2 separate regions of the Homo sapiens genome follow, and region 1 is linked to region 2. Evidence: read pairs that join two places in POLR2A ChIA-PET (ENCODE). Cell type or tissue: GM12878. All regions are shown on one strand. Links, peaks and the distances in the headings refer to the core of each region. The heading gives the core; the rest is flanking DNA.

Evidence for each region. ChIA-PET counts read pairs that join two places held together with the same protein. Peaks named below come from ENCODE experiments on the same cell type or tissue, not always from the same donor. Only the 100,000 strongest peaks of a DNase experiment are listed, where the experiment ranks them.
Region 1: POLR2A ChIA-PET joins it to region 2 with 8 read pairs; 2 of 35 experiments call an interaction of 5 or more read pairs at or near these places.

The regions. Positions count from the first base shown.
Region 1 is chr11:59,062,017-59,067,392 of GRCh38, forward strand. No RefSeq gene overlaps it. Among named protein-coding and RNA genes, the nearest start is that of GLYATL1-AS1, 6.3 kb to the left of the region's middle. In GM12878, for the core only: no CTCF peak of the experiment used is centred there; a DNase peak (open chromatin) is centred at 2,398; H3K27ac peaks cover 1,274 bases.
Region 2 is chr11:59,173,790-59,179,165 of GRCh38, forward strand. The region is part of intron 1 of DTX4 (deltex E3 ubiquitin ligase 4); the gene reads left to right. It overlaps LOC124902675 (a long non-coding RNA gene), which reads right to left. Exons shown (of 4, transcript XR_007062682.1): 4 at 1-708. Among named protein-coding and RNA genes, the nearest start is that of DTX4, 4.3 kb to the left of the region's middle. RefSeq lists a silencer at 1,107-1,176. In GM12878, for the core only: no CTCF peak of the experiment used is centred there; no DNase peak of the experiment used is centred there; H3K4me3 peaks cover 1,747 bases; H3K27ac peaks cover 1,321 bases.

The DNA.
Region 1 (5,376 bases), core at 222-5,221, 110 kb before region 2:
GGTTTTCATAGATATTTTTCCTCCAGATTCTACAAAAAAAGAAGATCAAGTCTCCTTGTGCAATGATTTACTCTCTGATGTATATTGGTGCCAGGCACGTGTACTGCTTTCAGATGATTCAAGAATAACAGCGATTTGAGAAAGCTGTCCTTAAGTTTTCTCTTCTCCTTGACTGTATGACATTATTTTTACAATTATACTTCCAAAGTTTGCTCTTTCCAAACACCACAAGACCTATGTAATTTAAGCAGTGATTTTAGGGGTCTCTGTATATTTTATATTAATTTCAGAAACATGCTCATGATTATTCCACCAAAACTATCAACTGTTACATAAACATCTGTCCTTCTATGAGTTGCAAAATAATTGTCACCATCCCCACTTAATCAACCATCTTGTATCCTTCTTTGACCAACTTCTGAAAAATAACACCCAATACTAAAGGCATCTCCTTCTATTCAGGGTCTCAGACAGTAAGACGTTCTTTCCTTAAACAGTAAGACGTTTTCTCAAGTCCCATGGAAAGCACTTCTTTGATATCAGTTTGGGGAGGCCGAACTCTGGAGTCTTCATCCGAAGAGTAAAGTACCGCACTCAGTAATGCGCGTCCTGGGAACCAAGCCTAAGCAGTTTTGGCCGCTTCCTCGTCCAGGCTGGCATTGTCTGTGTTCGCCAGCCCCTCCGCGAAGTTAGCTCATTTGCGGATCAGGCCAAATCCCTGGAGACTTCACGCAGACGCGGGTGCAGCCTGCTCTGGGACTTGAAGTCCGCTGGAGCCTGAGCCTCTGCATCATCCGGGTGGAGCTCTCTCTGCTGCTGCCAAAGGATCCCGCCTGGATGCTCATCCCGCCACCGTCGCCCACCCCGCAGCTGCAGAATGGCAGCAACTGCCACACACCTAAGCAACTTGGCTGGCTATTCGCCCTGCAGCTCCCGCCAGCGCGCTGCCCAAGCTGGCAATCAAAAGTCTGGGAAAGCGCGAAAGCGCCACGTGCCTCGCACTCCGCCCAGCTGCCGCGCAGCTCCTCCCTGGCTTCCACTGGGAGACAGGGGACTCCCATGAGAAGGAAGGAGCAGGGCAGTGATTGCTTAGTTTATCCTGGGACGCGGGAGCTGTCCCCGTGGACTGAGTGGCGCGGAGAGGGGATCACTGAGACCGGGAAGGGTCATCCAGACAAATAAGGAGGGGTGCGGGTGGGCGCGCAGTGCCCTCCGCCCGGCCTTCAGACCCACCCGCGCGCGCGCAGGCGTGTGCTCTCATCCTTCCCTTCCCTTCACTGTCTGGAGTGATGATAATTGGCTTCCAAAGTGGATGAGAGATGAGTCATTTACATCCAATGAGGGAAAAACAGCCTCCAGAGACTCTTCGTCCATTGGCCAGTGAGAGTGTCAATTCCCAGGCTCCTGCCGCACGCGGGCGAGCCCTTCTAGGCGGGAAAAGTTCAGCTGAGAGATATAAGAGAGCAGACTTTCCAGCACCTGTGAATCCAGAGCGGTGGGCACTGACGGGCACGTGCACCGTGTGGACAGACTCTCCAGTTCTATGAGTGGTTTTTCTTTTCCCGGGTCGGACCTGGAGTTCTTAAGAGGATGGCTGACAAGGGCAGTAGGCAGAAGGACCTCAGCCCAAAGTCAAGGAGGTTTTGGATGGGGAGCTGGGCAGCCGCCCGTTGTAATTCCCTTCCCGTCTCAGCTTCAAAGGCCAAGAGTTGTACTCCTGAAAAGATACTTGGAGATCATCTGGGTGTTCCTGAATCTCAAGAGGGTCGTTTGACCCTGGTGGGTCCTTTCCCTACCCGGTGCCTTTCTCGCCCGTAGAAGGAGACCAGGTTCGGTTAAGCAGAGCAGAAACTATTCACTGATCAAGGAATGGAGTAGGAGAGCTCCTGCTCAAAGTGCCTGGGGTGTAGTGTGGGGGTGCTCCTTAAGGTCTTTTAGGGCACGTAGTTGGAAAGCAAGGATTCCTGGAAAGAGATGGGGCTTTCCAGAACCAGCTGAGTGTGGCAGTCTCCTATTTGCTGTTGCCGCCCAACACTACATGTGCCTAGCAAGCTGCATTTCTCCCGTAGGCACAGATTGAGGTATGGTAATTAGCAATTGAGGATTCAGGTTAGGGTAGCGCTTCTAAGTTCGTTTCCCATCTTGTAGCACGGTGGTTACTGACATCCAGTCTCTGTTTCTGTAAGCAAGCACAGCTTCAAGCACAGGTTACCTTAATTGGTTCTGGGGCTTTAGGAAAGCATTGAGGTCATCCTGCGGTGACAGAGGCAGCTGTTCAAAGAACTTGGTGCGAGTTTGAGGCAGGGGTTGTGGAGTGAGGCAGGTAAAAATGCAGATTCCATAGCCACACCCCGACATACTGAATCAGAGTCTGTGAGGGTGGGATCTGGAATCCTTTTTAAAAAGCTCAGAGGAACCAATTCACACGAACAATAAAAGTTTCATCTGAGCCAAAGACCTTAATCTAGAAATGAGAAAACGGGGATCCCCAAAAGGGTTACAGGGAGAGGGTTGGAGGAAAGTTAGACTATGACAGTTTTAGGGTGGTTCTTTCCTGGCCTTGGGAAGTTTTCTCAGCTGCTGCTCTGATCAGTACGCAGCTGAATGCTTTAGGGGAACCCTCTTCATATATCCGGAGTTCCCTCTCTGTGCAGGTCTCCCACCAGGGTCTGTGGCCCGTGACCTCTTGCCACCCTGGTCTCTCCGCTTTGTCTCCTCAAATCTAGAATTCCAACTGGCTTTGTCTTGCTGCCCTTCCTTGCGACACTGGCCTGGAATCCTTCAAGTTAGTCTGCTAGCGTGGATTGTAGGATGCATCTCAGTTGTCACTATCCTTAATTGCATGATGTCCAGTTCCTCGCAAAGCGTTGTTTCATATATTTTGCCCATTTTTGTTTTGTTTTGCTTTCAGACTAGGGGGAAATCCAGTCCCTGTTCTTCCATTTTGGCCAGAAATTCAAGGTAATGACTTTTAATATTTCTGACTACTAGTTCCATCATCTCTCTCACTTCTGGATCTGTCTCTATTCACTGATGTTCCTAGTCATTATGGGTCATATTTATCCACTTCTTAAATGCTTGCTGATTGTTTTATTAGATATCAAGCTTTGTTAATTTCACAACTTTGGGTGCCAGAAATTTTTACCTTCCCATCAATATTCTTGAACTTTATTTTAGTACCTTGATATTTTACATGGAAACCATTTTATAATTTCAAAGTTTGCTTTTATTTGTTAGGTGGGAGCAGAACTAGGGCTAATTTTGTCCCACTGTGGAAGAAATACCTTTCAGAGTAGTCTCTCTGATATTTCATGAATTGTGAAATTTTCTAGTCAGATTTTTGTGAACTGAATCTATTCCCTGTCCTGTATGAGCCTCAGAAATTGTTACATCTGCTCCTTTTGGGTACTTCTTTTTCCTGTTCCTTTTCAACAGCTTTATTCCACTCATGCATTGACCAAGCTGAAATCTCAAGGGATACCCACTGCAGATCTCTGATACTATGTGCTCCTGTGGCTCTCTTCTCCCTAGTACTCTGCCATACAAGCTCCAGTCAGCCTGGCCTCCCAAAACTCCAAGCTTGTCTTCTCAACTCAGGGAAACTGCTAGACTCTGCCTGTTCTCTTGCCTAAGATATGCCTTGGAAACTCCATACAGTAACCTAAATAGCCACAGGGCTTACCTCATATGATTTTCTTCTCAGATATCAGAGATGAGGTCCCACACAGCCTGATGTCCAATGATTGAGAGTTGTTATTTCACAGATCTTTCCTTTTTGGGTTTTTTTTAGACATTTCATGTGGCAGAATGAACTCAATCCTTGTTTCTCCATCTTATCCACTAGTAAATATTAGTTATATTCTCTTCGAATTCATCATGAATTCCATGAAGACTGAAGAAAACAAGTCACTTAGTGCCACAAAAGATGACCCGAGGACTAGACCTGAAGTTTCAAAGGTATATCTACTTTTTTACAACTCCTCAGAGGAGTGATAGTCTAACCATAGTGCCATATGAGGTTCTTGGAGATAAGTTCTTAAACAATGGTCGTTATAAGCCTTTCTCTTAGGTAGTTTAAAATATATTTGGGTAGCTCATACACATAAGTGCTTGTGGAAAGCATAATGATAGAGTATGAGTTAATAATGCTAAACGTGTCTTAAGACAACAAGATGACTAACAAATAATATAGACACTTAAAATCATGGAAAGTATAGACAGGCAAAAATAATTAGCTAATGTTTTCTGAGGAAACACTGTGTGCCTGGAATTGTGTCCCATCATATGGATTATCCCATTTAACAGTTAATAGAACTGTGCAGTAGTTATTATCATACTTATTTTACAAAAGAAGAAACTGAAGCTCAACTTGCTTATAGTTGCAGAAGTAACGGACTTCAAAGCAAGGATCTTAACCTAGGCAGTCAGACTACAGAGACTGGTTTTTGACCCACACTATTTTGCTCAAAATATGCAAAATGATAATACTAAATTGAGATATAAACAAGTGATTTTAGAGTACAGAGAGAAGAATACTTAATTCAGACTAAGGAAACTACAGCAGCATCATATGAGAAATGATTTATTAATGAAAAATAAATCTAAAATTGTCAAACTCATAGATGTAGAAGTGGTTGCTGGGCTGGGAAGAGAGAAAAATGGAAGTGTTAGTCAAGGGATACAAAGTTTCCTTACACAAGGTGAATAAGTTGTAGGGATCTGAACAGCATGAGTGCCAATAGTTAACACTATTGTGCACTCAAATTCTTGCTAAAATGATAGATTTTATGTTGTGTTCTTATTACAAAAATAATAAATAAGAGGGCAGGAAGAGACTTTGGGAGGTGATAGATAGGTCGATGTCATAGAATGTGGTGATCATGTATCTTCACATTCATCAAGTTGTATACACTAATTATGTACATTAATTATGCATTTGGTATGTCTAAAACTAATTTATTTTTTAAAAAGAATGAATAACATTTCACTAGTGTATCAAGGATGAAGGAATGGCCTGAGTAAAGTCATGTACACAGGAAAACATATTTGGGGAACAGGATAGCTGCATTTGATGCTATGTAAGGAGAATTCAAGAATGTGGTAGGCAAATAATGCTTTCTATACTGGTAAGGTAGTGTGGTGCCAAGATCACAGTAGGCTTTATATCAATAAGAGCTTTTCATATTGACAGTAAAAATATTTTCTACTTGTGAAACAATAAAATGGATTCATTGGTTCACCTGAGTGGACATTCCAGAATTCAGCAGAGCTCTTAATTCAGTAGTATACAGTTTCTTTGAGGACTTGTTTGTGTGTTCAGTCTCTATGTTCTGCTTTTCATGTTATCCCCTGGCTGGCTTTCTGCATAGTGACAAA
Region 2 (5,376 bases), core at 273-5,272:
GGGGGTGCTGCCCAAGGGAGAGCAAAACTGCCTCTCTTTGCTCGGTCCTTGCTTAATCGATGACCCGGGAAGAGTTTCTGCCTCCGTCAGTGACAGGTGGGGAGGGGGCCATTGTTTCTGGAATTCTGGCTCGGCTTTCCCAAGAGTGCAACCGAGGAGCCTGGAGAGGCCGGTGTGCTGGGGAGGACGTAGAGAAGATGACTCGGAAAGGCCCTCCCCAGTGAACAGCTGTTTGAGCAGAGTCTCTCTGCTTCCTTGGAAAGCCCCCACATCCTGTGTGCTAATTAGGATTGTCATGGGAAAGGGGTATCTTTCCACCCTCATGTCCCCATCTTTAGTCATAACTCCCAGCAACCCCTTTGCCAAGGACTCTGCAGACACTGGCTGATTGAGGAGAGCTTTCTGGGGAGAGGATTCTGGAAGTGTTAGAATCTGGAGGGGCTTCAACCGTGTGTGGAGCTGAGGGAGACTGGGAGGAGCAGAGAATAGAGAGGAATGTGGGGAGATTGAGAAAGAGGATTAAGTGTGGCTGAGGGGGAGGGAGAGAATGTCATTGCGCAACTTGGGTAAAGGTTGTGGAGGTGAGGGTGGAGGCATCAGAAGGTGAGGGTGGAGGGGGTGTGTGTTGGGCGGAGCTGAGCCACGGAGGTGGGACCAGAGAGAGAGAGAGAGACCAGCAGTTAAAGCATCTGACAGGGGATTCCAGTCCTGGAAAAAAAAAAAAGCAGGTGTTACCTTTTCTATTTCAGAGTAAATCTCTACAGCATTTGGAAAACCACCCTTGTGACAGAAACGTCTCAGCCCCTTTCCCACATTTGGAAAGGGCAAAGGTGGAATCTGTGTTTGGGGGTACTTAGGATAGGCAAGGTATCTACAAAGGTTCATGACCCTTTCTACAGAAGCGAAGTTGTAGAGAAAACTGGGTGGAAGGAAAGAAGCTACGTTTCCCAGGTCTGATCACTCTTACCTGAGGACTGCCTGGTGGTGAGCAATTTAGTCAGAGGCTGGCGCTCCCTGGACTTTAAACCTCAGGCAGAGAACTTGCCCTGAATCATTTTAAAGGCTGCCTCAGGGTGTGTTTATCATCAGACTGCTGTGGTTTCATCCGCTCATTGCTAGAGTCAGTCAGCCATCCTGAATACCTCTCTGCTGTGCGCCAGGCCCTGTGCTGGGTGCTGCGGACACTGGGCTGAATTCCCAGAAAAGCTGGGTCTGTCAGGGCGCTTGTCAAAGAAGAATAGAAGAATCTCTGGGTTTCTTAGCTCTGAGCCCCCTCCTCTCCCTTCTCCACCAACACACTCATAGTTCCTCTCAATCTCATTGATGAGGCCATGACAGGGTAGGAACTTTAAACCAGTGGCTCCCAGGCAACCTCAGCTAAGCCCTTGCAATGTTTAATTAAATTACCCACCATCCTTAAGCCATAATTCAAAGCTGGGAACCAGAAACATCCCCATAAACAAAAGAGATCTGGAAGTCCCCTGCCCAGAGGCGATTCCTCTCCTTTTTTGTTGCCTCCTCTGTATGGGGACATTTCCTGACATGAGAGCTTTGTCTTTTTAGAAGTTGCTTGCTCTGCTGCTGATAGAGTCCTCAGGCTCTCCACTCGCCTGGGCTCCTGACCTCATCCAGCCTGTCTCCAGGGAGATGGCTGGGAGGTCCCAGACACCCGTCTGCCCGCCTCTGTTTGCCCTGGGCCCTTCTCCTTCCCCAGACTGCCTAGAGGTCTGATCTTATTTGCATTCTATGCCAGTCTTCTCTAGGCATTTTGGGCTAGAGAATCTGGAATAAGGGTAGAGATGGGGTGAGATAGATGGGACTGGCTCTTGGCCACTTCCAAAAGCCTCGGTGGGCCCCTCTCCACCTGCCATCATTTACCTTGACTGGGTTGTCCTTTTTCTGTTGTAGGGCAGTGACTGAAGAGCTTTACTTCAGCATCACTTTCCCCTGTACCTTTCAGCATGCCTGACCCTACCAACTCCAGGTTTTCAGTAGCAGGATGCGGAAGATCCAGGCTGAGAGTGGAGACAAACAACTGTGGCTCTCATTCCAGGCTCACTGTTTACTCCGTGACCTTGACCAAGTCTCTAAATGGTCAGGCCTCATTTTTTTTTTTTTTTTTAGAATGAAGAGCAGGCTTAAGATTTCTTCTTTCCCTCTTTTTCTTTCCTCCCATCATGCAGATCAACAGGTGAATGGGTTGGCCCCTGTGCCAGTGATGATACTGATAAGCACAGGGTAAAGGAGCGTTCTTTCCAGCTCTGAGTTTTCTGTGCAGGTTTTGCCTTCTTTATGTCTTTTAAAGTGGTGAGAAGTGTCAGATGGAGAGAAAGAGCATGGGCTGAATTAAATGATTTGACAGAAGCTGAGTTTTAGCCCCGCCACAAAACCCTCTACCCTATGTTAGCATAGAAGTGGAGGAGGCAGGCATCATGATGACCACATGATAATTACAATGTGCAGGATGCACCATGTGTCTGCATCATGGCAAGCACCTTGCACACACTATCTTGTTTAATCCTCACAACAATCTTATGAAGAACCTATTATTATCCCCATTTTATAAGTAAGGAAACAAATTGAAAGTGATTAAGTTGCTCAAGGGTTTACAGCTAGTCAATGGCAGGGCCGAGATTCTGAATTAGGTGCCCTATGTCCTATTTCTACATTCAGTAAATAGTTATGGAGCAACTATTTAGCGCAGTCACTGTTCCAGACATGTGAGATATAGCAATAATAGAGCATCCAAATATTTCTTTGTCCTTACGGAAAATTCTGGTGGGCGTGGGGGATGCTGGTAAGAGCGGCCTGGGATTTCTTGGACCTAGCGCATGCCCTAACGGCAGTGAGTCACTTACATAGATGTGTGTAACATGCCCCAGAGACCTCAGTGCATGCCTGGAAGGCATGGCCTTCCACTTCCCAGAAGCTGAAAGGTTTTGGGTGCTTTGTAACGCAGGTGGAAAATCTGTAAAAAACTGATTTTCTTTCTCCTTCTTCATCCTTAGTTTATGAACATCCTCAATCCCTATCCTACTGGAGCCCCTTTCCTTGGGTTACTTCACAGATTATCTGGTTTATAATACTGATTCTAGAAAAGTCGAGAACTAGCACATCCAAAATAGGGTGGTCTCTGAAAATAATCAGCGAGTAAAATCCCACCATGTCTATTGTCTCAACACTTTGGTTCTGAGGTCTGCATGCTATCTCTGACTCTCTGTAGCGTTGAATTGAACTCAACAACTTTCCCTCCAAAACCAGCTCTTCCTCTTGACATCCCTCTGACACCATTTTACCACTTTCCCATGGTCCAAACCCAGGATTCTTTGACTCATTCTGTCATTTAGAATCTTATTTGGGCACCTAATAGGTACAGGCACATAGACCCTGTAGCCCAACAGCTGAAATTTGAGTGTACCCATGCACCACTCAAGGTGGCCATTCACATGCAGATTCCCATGCCCAGGCCCTGGAGATGCTGGCCTGTAGGTCTCAAGGGCACTGCTGATTCAATTCATACCCCAGGAGATTCTGACGGAGGCGATCCTCAAACCTCACTTGGAAAGCATTCAGCTACTCATGATCAAGTCTTACCCATTTTTTTCTCTGTAAGGTCTCTCCAGTTTGTCACCTTCTTTTCATTTTCTATGCCAACACCTCTCCACTCACCTGGAACTAATGGACAGAGTGGCTCTGGTCTTGCCCCTCTTTTCTTAACAAACTTCACTGGCTCTTCATTGATTACAAATTAAATCTATCATAGTCTGACATTTCAGACCTTCCATACCCTCTCTGGCTCTAACATATCTTTCCAGGATTGTCTTCTTCTATGCCTTATATTTCCCTCCAATCTGCCAAACAGAGGCTACCTCTATCCTCATGCATTCCTTTAGAGTTCTCTGACACCCTTCACCCCCCCAGCTAGCCTTGAGGTCCCTTCTTCTGAAACACTGTCCTTTGCCATTTTTACCTCTCAAAATTCTTTTTGTTATACGAGTCCATGCCATTTGTTATTCATTTCTTAAAACATTCTCCACACCTTGAAATGCTTTCCAAACCATCATTACTTCATTTATTGAATCAATATTTTGGAGTGCCTAGGACATGCAGGCATAGAGAATACAGCCATGAGCACATACCTTGATGCCCACTCTCATGGTACTCACTCTCTAGTGAAGGGGACAGATATTCATCAAATTAGCCACACAAATACATATGTAACTGCACATTGAGATGAATGCTATTAAAATTTTTTTAAAAGGAACAAGAATTTCACCTGGCCAGGACTGCCCAGGGGGCCTCCTTGAAGAAATAAGCTCTTCCTGTGGGAAGAGCTATGGAAAAGATGCCAGAGTTTTGGGGAGGAACCAGCATTGTGAAGAGGCCCAGAATCAGAGAAGCCTGGCAATGAGGAGAGATTGAAGGCCAGTGTAGCTGAAATGTGGGCAGTTAGGCTATGAGGGGGCCATGTATGTTGGTGGGTAGGGGGGATTTAGATTTCAACCTAATGGGAAGTCATGGAAGGGATTTACGCAGGGAAGGGACATGGTCAATTTTCCTGCCAACATGCATTTTGTTGGCATTCTCCTTGTGATACGTTCTGCCTCATAAATAGTCATTCACACACTTGTCTTCTAACCCTGTTTCAGACTGAAAGCTAATTGAGGAATGCTTGAATCTGCATTCCCCATAGCAGTTAATGAGTGCTCAGGGATATGTGATAAATGATTAAATATTAAAGTAGCCAGAAGTCTTCAATCAGTCACAGCAGTTTCTGGAGCCCTTGCAACTGCCAGACACTGCATTAGGCACTAAGAATGCAAAGAGCTCCACAGTGGCATTCCTGCACCCACTTAAGGCAGGATGGTATGAAAAATGTTGCTGAAACATTGGTGCACATCAGCATAGTCAAGCTACACAGCTCAGGCTTCCTGAGGGTGGGGCCTGGGCTGGGAGAACATTTTAAGAAATGGATGGAAAATGGCTTGAGACCTGAATGGTAAGGAGAATTTCAATAGGTAAAAATGGCAAAAGAGGCCATTTCAGTAGAAGGGACCTAGCGAATTGTGGGGAAGGGAGTCAGGGAACTCTGGGGGAATGCATGAGGATAAAAGGGGCCTCTGTCAGGCAGGAATAGAAGAAAACACAGAGACTGAGGAAGACAAACCTAGAAAGGTATATTATAGATCCATGGCATAGTTTCCAGAAGTTCTGGGACAACTCTCAGGCATCTCCAGGATTGATAACAGTATTGTGTTTAAAAAAAAAAAAAAAGTCTTTTAGGCAAATCTGTGAGGGGGTTAATTGCACAGTCCCTGCCACCCTGGAGAGAATATAAAATAGTGCCATTTAAACTCTCTAAACTTAATTTCCTCA